Linked DNA regions of Homo sapiens: all the other regions are linked to region 2. Evidence: chromatin loops called from intact Hi-C (ENCODE). Cell type or tissue: prostate gland. All regions are shown on one strand.

Evidence for each region. A loop is a pair of places that touch in the nucleus more often than their neighbours do. Peaks named below come from ENCODE experiments on the same cell type or tissue, not always from the same donor. Only the 100,000 strongest peaks of a DNase experiment are listed, where the experiment ranks them.
Region 1: a loop joins it to region 2, with 1.8 times the contacts of the local background. A loop is called at or near these places in 2 of 110 quality-filtered maps.
Region 3: a loop joins it to region 2, with 1.9 times the contacts of the local background. A loop is called at or near these places in 2 of 110 quality-filtered maps.

What each region holds. Positions count from the first base shown.
Region 1 is chr10:34,860,690-34,863,189 of GRCh38, forward strand. No RefSeq gene overlaps it. Among named protein-coding and RNA genes, the nearest start is that of PARD3-DT, 46 kb to the left of the region's middle. In prostate gland, no CTCF peak of the experiment used is centred here; a DNase peak (open chromatin) is centred at 982.
Region 2 is chr10:34,937,063-34,939,562 of GRCh38, forward strand. No RefSeq gene overlaps it. Among named protein-coding and RNA genes, the nearest start is that of LINC02635, 35 kb to the right of the region's middle. In prostate gland, a CTCF peak has its summit at 1,117; no DNase peak of the experiment used is centred here.
Region 3 is chr10:34,742,757-34,745,256 of GRCh38, forward strand. The region is part of intron 1 of PARD3 (par-3 family cell polarity regulator); the gene reads right to left. Among named protein-coding and RNA genes, the nearest start is that of PARD3, 71 kb to the right of the region's middle. In prostate gland, no CTCF peak of the experiment used is centred here; a DNase peak (open chromatin) is centred at 1,265.

The sequences.
Region 1 (2,500 bases), 76 kb before region 2:
TCCTTTGAGAAAAATGTCCTTTAAAAAAAAAAAAACTGAGATGGGGTCTTGTTGCAATGCCCAGGCTGATCTCAAACTCCCGGGCTCAAGTGATCCTCTCGCCTTAGCCTCCCAAAGTGCTGGGATTACTATCCTGAGCCACTGCAGCCAGCCAACAGAAAAACTTTCTACCTGCTTCTTCAATTCATACTCAATGGCCTTCACAAAAGAGTAAGAAAAATAAAGAAAAAAGTTAAAGGGTCTCCCTGCCAAGGATGAAGACAGAGCTCCAGGGACTTCTGCAGAGGGAGAGGGGCTGACGATTCTAATGGTCATAGGAGCCAAAATAACAACAGTATCAACAGCTATATCTTCCGGACTATCTTTTTTTTTCTATTTCCCAAAAGTATAACTGCAATACTTTATCTTAAATGATATTTATTTATCATCATCTATATAGTTTTTGGAGGCTGGGCACCATGGTTCACGCCTGTAATCCCAGCACTTTGAGAGGCTGAGGTGGGCGGATCACTTGAGCCCAGGACATTGAGACCAGCCTGGGAAACACAGCGAGACCCTATCTCTACAAAAAAATACAATAATTAGCTGGGCCTGGTGGCGCACACCTGTGGTCCCAGCTACTCAGAAAACTGAGCTGGGAGGATCCCTTGAGCCCAGGAGGTCAAAGCTGCAGTGAGCTGAGATTGTGCCATTGCACTCCAGCCTGGGAGACAGAGCAAGTCGTTGTCTCAAAAAATAATAAATAAATACATAAAAATTAAAAGACAGTTTTTAGGGGTCCCCCAAACCCAATTTTCCCGTTGGATAAAACCCAAATAGGATATAAATGCATGGAAGAGTTCAGAAGCAGACCCTTATATTTTCAAAACAAAAAGTACCACCCTTGACTTGGTTTGGAGAACAAATATGAACCTTGGAGCCCTCTCTGAAGCTGGCTCCCTTCTCACGGGCGTGGCAGGCCTTGCCTTCTGCACTTACATGTCCCAAGAGGCATCAGCCTGCCCGCTGAAATCCGAAGCCACATAATGTCAACACAGTACTCCTGTGTAAATATCTGGTCCAGGGAAAATGCCTTGAACGCTTGTACAACCAATTTTCTGGCAGGCAGTGAGATGAAAAGGAGAATTAATGCATGCATTAAAATAATTTCTTTTGAAAACCCAAACAATTGCTGTGCATCCTTCATCACAACACACACTAAATGGCCTTTTCCTACCGCCCTCTCTCTCTCCAGGCATCTTGCCCACCCCCAGCTCTCCTAATAAAGAGCACACTAAGTCTTTAGCTCTGCTGGCAAGGAGAATTAAATTGCTATTTGCCACCTGGTGTTGTCTTACTTAACGTACTTCCAAATTGCACTTAAACTTCCCTTTGGAACTCAGAGTTTAAATGCTAGAACGAAGGAAACAAAGCAAGAGAGAAAAACAGAAAAGAAAAGTGAAAAAATTTACATAATTTGCAAACACTGTCTTTAACAGTGTTAAAAAAGTAGTCTTTTTTCTTCTCTTTGCCTTCATCTTCTGTTCGTCATCTCATTTGTTTCCTCTTGTTCATCTTTATTTTTATCCTTCAGAATTTAATCAAAGAAGAAACACGTTTCTTCCCATTACAAAACCATACTCGAGTTCAAAATGGGGTACTCTGAGTGTTTTAAATAGATTTTTTTTTTTTTTTTTGAGACCGAGTCTTGCTCTGTCACCCAGGCCGGAGTGCAGTGGTACAATCTCAGCCCACTGCAACCTCTACTTCCTGGGTTCAAGAGATTCTCCTGTCTCAGTCTCCTGAGTAGCTGGGATTACAGGCATACACCACTATGCCCCACTAATTTTTGTATTTTTAGTAGAGAGGGGATTTCATCATGTTGGCCAGGCTTGTCACAAACTTCTGACCACAAGCGATCTGCCTGCCTCGGCCTCCCAAAGTGCTGGGATTACAGGCATGAGCCACCACGCCTGGCCATTTTTAGTAGAATTTTATCCCAGAAGCTCTGTGATCCTGTCCATTGTAACCCTGTTTTTAAGTTTTCAGGGTCCCTTTCTTTTCTCCATTTAATTTCTTCTTCTCCTCCTCCTTTTTCTTCTTTTTTCCCCCCCACCCCCAGAGTCTTGCTCTGTTGCCCAGGCTGCCATTCAGTGGCATGATCATGGCTCACTGTAGCCTCAACCTCCCAGGCTCAAGAGATCCTCCCACTTCAGCCTCCCGAGAAGCTGGGACTACAGGTGCAAGCCGCCATGCCCGGCTAATTTTTTATTTTTTGTTGAGATAGGGTTTTGCCAGGTTACCCAGGCTGGTCTCAAACTTCTGGGCTCAAGCAAACTGTCTGCCTTGGCCTTCCAAGGTGCCGGAATTACAGCTGTGAGCCACCACACCCAGCCCATTTAATTTATTTGTTCAGCAAACACTTTGTTGAGAATTGATTCTTGTCTAGCACCATGACCTTTTCTTTTCCCACTGTTTTCTTTCTGTTTAGCTCAATTATCAACTACCAAGGCAGCAGAAT
Region 2 (2,500 bases):
GAGGCTGGGGTGGGAGGATCACTTGAGCCCGGGAGGTTGAGGCTGCAGTGAGCCGGGATCATGTTATTGCATGCTAGCGGTGGCAACAGAGCAAGACCCTGTCTTAAAAAAAAAAAAAAATGCTGGCCGAGCGCGGTGGCTCACACCTGTAATCCCAGCACTTTGGGAGCCTGAGGCAGGCGGATCACGAGGTCAGGGGATTAAGGCTATCCTGGCTAACACGGTGAAACCCCATCTGTACTAAAAACACAAAAAATTAGCTGGGCGTGGTGGCGGGCACCTGTAGTCACAGCTACTCGGGAGGCTGAGACAGGAGAATTGCTTGAACCCGGGAGGCGGAGGTTGCAGTGAGCACCAAGATCGCGCCACTGCACTCCAGCCTGGGTGACAGAGCGAGACTCCATCTCAAAAATAAAATAAAATTAAAATTAAAAAAAAGCACCGCTCTGCTCTGCTGCTGTTTTGATAATAGAGCAGGCTTGAGAGTGTAGAATCCAAAGCTGGGAGTTGAGCTAGGAGGTGTTTGCTGTAATCCAAGAAAGACCACAGCAGCCTGAATCATGTTGGTGATAAGTAGTAGAAAAAATCAGAATGAACGTAGACTTGACAGGATTTAAATGTAAGATGTGAAAGAAAAAGAAGATTCAAGGATGATCCTACATTTTGGGCCCTGGCAATGTGGAAAAAAAAAACAAGATCTCAGGACCCTGAACTGGCTATGCCAAAGGGAAAGTTAAGCTTGGGAAGTGAGTCATGCAAAAACTGCCTTCCTTTTGTCCCTGAACAGATAGCAATAGTAAGCTGTAATTTTACATGCTTACTTTATCTTATGCAAAATGTAGATTTACTGAGCATGAGATGAATGCATAATTGCCATTTTCTCTGCTCCCTCCTTTCATGTGTAAAATGTAGATTCACTGAGCACTAATCAAAGCCTCACAAGAATGTAAATGATTATTTGCCTTATTACCTATCCTCCATCCATCCACGTTTTTCCTTCTTTTTTCTTTTCTTTTTTTCTTTTTTTTTTTTGAGACGGGATCTCGCTCTTGTCTCCCAGGCTGGAGTGCAGTGGCGCCATCTAGGCTCACTGCAACCTCCACCTCCCAGGTTCAAGTGATTCTGCCTCAGCCTCCTGAGTAGCTGGGATTACAGGTGCCCACCATCACGCCCAGCTAATTTTTGTACTTTTAGTAGAGATGGGATTTCAAGACCAGCCTGGTCTTGAACTCCTGACCTCAGGTGATCCACCTGCCTTGGCCTCCCAAAGTGCTGGAATTGCAGGCATGAGCCACCACGTCTGGCCTCTTTTTTCTTTTTTAAAAACAAAGTCTCATTATGTCACCCAGGCTGGGGCTGGAGTGCAGTGGCGCAATCGTAGCTCACTGTAACCTCAAACTCCTGGGCTCAAGCCATCCTCCTGTCTCTGCCTCCCACGTAGCTGAAACCACAGGCACACGCCACCATGTCCAGCTAATTTTAAAATTTTTTATAGAGACGGGATGTTGCTATGTTGCCCAGGCTGGTCTCAAATTCCTGGGCTCAAGCAATTCACCTGCCTTAGCCTCCTCAGGTGGTGGGATGTGAGGCATGAGCTACCGCATCTGGCCTGCCCCACTTTTTTTCCTTTCCTCCTTCTCCTCCTGCTCACTCCTTCCCATTTAAATATTGAAGTGCTTAAAACCTCTTTGGAAAAAGCACGGATCACAGATGCTCCTGTGATTTGTGTTTTTTCCCAAGCATATCCTCAACCTTGGCAAAATAAACCTCCAATTAATTGAGATCTGCTTCAGTTACTTTTTTATTTATAGCAACAATTTTAGTGAGCTCAGGCTGCCATAACAAAATATGGTGACTGGATGGTTTAAACAACACAAATTTATTTCTCACAGTTCTGGAGGCTGGGAAGTCCAAGACCAAGGTGCCAGGATAGTCTGTTTCTAGTTAGGACTCTCTTCCTGGTTTGCAGACAGCTACCTTCTCCCCTGTGTCCTTACATGGTGGAGGGAGAGCTCTGGTGTCTCTTCTTTTTTTATAAAGACACCAGTTCTATTGGATCAGGGCTGTATCCTTATGACTTTGTTTAACCTTAATCACCTCCCTACAGGCCCTATCTCCAATATGGTCAAATGAGGGGTCAGGGATTCAACATATACATTTGGGATGGGAGACATAATTTAGTCCATAGCAGCAACCAAAAGGATGGACTTGCCATTTACCGAAATGAGAAGTCGAGTGAGAAGCGAGTTTTGAAAGAAAGGGCAAAAGGTCCATGTCGGACATGTTAGGCTTGAGATATCTGTTCATCAAGCCAGTTGGTTATAAAGTTTGGAATTAAAAGGACAGGTCTTGGCTAAAGGTATGAAATTGGGAGGCATCAGCTCATTGGTGGCCAGGATACTAGAGTAGATAACCAGAAGTGGAAAGGACCCAAGGCACCCCGACAGGCAGAGTTTGGGGTGAGGAGGACAGGACAAGAGACATAAAAGGAGCAGCCAGG
Region 3 (2,500 bases), 190 kb before region 2:
CAATTATCTGTAAAAACTAATTTTTCAAAAGAAGAAGGGAGACAATGCAGGCAGCCTTCTCCATATTGATCGTGAAGAATCTACAATCACCAACAAGGCACAGCAGGCCACAACATCTGAAACTGCAGACCCTATGTTCCTACCACAGGCTCCTTCACTGAAAGCAGGAGCTTCGGAGTCACACGGTCTTGGGTGCCAAGTACCACTCAGCCATTTATTAATATCGCCAAGCCTCAATGTCCTTTTGTAAGAAAGGAACGTAATATCTAATTCATTGGATTATAAATTCATATGTTGAAGGCCTAATAGTATGCACTGGACTTAGCAAATATTCAATTAAATCTTATCATCATCATCTCATAATTATTTTTCCATTGTATCCTTCCCCAAACCAGAAAATCTCTAGGTTCCATGAAAATGTGTCCACAGAAAGAACCAAAGGCATGGCAGAGCTCCATGCTAGGCCACGGTACTCCTCTGCTGCTGTCTTCAACACCAGGTGACTGGTTTCCTAAGGAACTAGACACACAACTTGTCAACAGCATTTGTCTTCTCATCTGCACTGCTCCCAACCAATGACCCAACACAGCTTTGTCATCTTGGGAGAGAAGGTGGTGGTACACCTTCAGATCAGTTTCTTTGATTGACCTAAGAAACATACAACTGAATGTGGGACGCATCTATCCTAATAGGACTCCAACATAAATCAGCACCTGTCACACAGAAGACCACATCTCAACCTCACACTTATCTTTCAGAATAAACTGAAATCTACACTAAATTTCAGGTCCGAAAATCCCATGCCAATTAATAGAGAGCACAGAATCACAAACACAAGTAACCAAACTCTCCCGTATCTAAAAATCTGCTTTCTCGAGCCACAAAGACATCCTAACTAGCCTTGATAGATTGTACATACAGCACTGCCAGTGATGGGTATCTGAACTTGAAGTCATTGTTCCATTTCACATGAAGATTGAACCTGCACATCGGCTGTCTAAAATCAATGCCAAGGTTGGAGGAGGGAGAGGAAAAACAGGGTTGGTCTGAGAGCACACGGAAGCTGTGTGACTGCCCCCACAATCACGCCTGGCTGCAGCCCCCAGATAAGGGCATGGTGGGTCCTCCCCTGCCACCCTTCTCTGCCATATATAGCAGTGCTGGGCACCTGGCACAGACTCCCTTTGCACTCATGGCTGCCTGGAGAATTGCTCAGAGTAACAGCATGTCTCGGCTAGTTAAAAAGATCTCCAGACACTCTGAGCCCGTGAAAGAAGCAACAAACAGCCAGGCCTGAGCCAATCCAGATGACTACTAGAGCAGCAAAAATCTCAGCTGTGCCAACTAGACCAGTCACCACGCTCCTCACCGCCCATCTCCCTCTGGCCAAATGGCTCTCCATGGTGTCCCTTAGAAATAACAATAAATAGCGCAACAACTTAATTTTATAGTTAAAATGCAACAAGCCAGACAGTACATTAGCCATTATCCATGCAAATCTTGAAATATTTTCCATGCAAAATCCCAGTTTTAATACATAGTCACCATGAAGAGGAATTCAACAGCAAGGATATTACATTTACCATCTCAAAAATAAAAAAACTTTTTCTAAGTTAATCCAATATTTGGTCGTTTATGATTTACCTTCCAAGATGAAAAAGCTGAAAGGCTTCTTTTGTCCCCAAGGGGAGAGACTGCCAGCAGCTTTGAGGTCTGCCTTCCAGCTGTTTTTGTTAGATTTTTACACCTGCTAATGCCCAGCAACTAAGTGAGCATAAACAGGCATCGCTTACCAGCGTTTCACTGGAATCTCTTGATTTAACTTCCAAATTACTTGGCTTTGATAACTATTTTTAATGACAAACTACAAGGAATCATAGCGTTTACAAGGGCTGGAACAGAGGTGAGACTACAGGCACTTGCCTCTGACACAAAATTTAAGGGAGGACCAAAATCTCAGTAGTCAAGAGAAATAGTTTAATGTAATAATTGAACAAAAAAACTGATGCACAAAAATCCAAGATAAGCAAAATGCCAAAATTTTAAATAAAAACAGACTCATCTGAGTGTCCTGTCTGATAAGAGGGGAGATTAGAAACCTTCTCTCCAGATGGTCATCACAATCACAGGGGACCAAAGAGCTGCAGTGGACTGAAGGAAGTGGGTGCACACCCAGGAGCTCGGGCAACTAGGACCCTCTGCATCCTCGACCACCCCTTGGACCCTGTGGTCTCCCAGGAACCCAGTCTCTGGCCTGACCCCAGAAAAATCAACAGCAATAACCTAGCAACCAACCTCATCGTTTTACAAATAAGAAAAACAAGGCTGGTTGTAGTGGCTCACACCTGTAATGTCAGTGCTTTGGGAGGCCAAGGCAGGAGGATCACTTGAGGCCAGGAGTTTGCGACCAGCTTGGGCAACAAAGCAAGATCTCGTTTCTACAAAAAATGTTAAAAATCAACCAGGCTTGGTAGCATGAGCCTGTAGTCCCAGATATTCG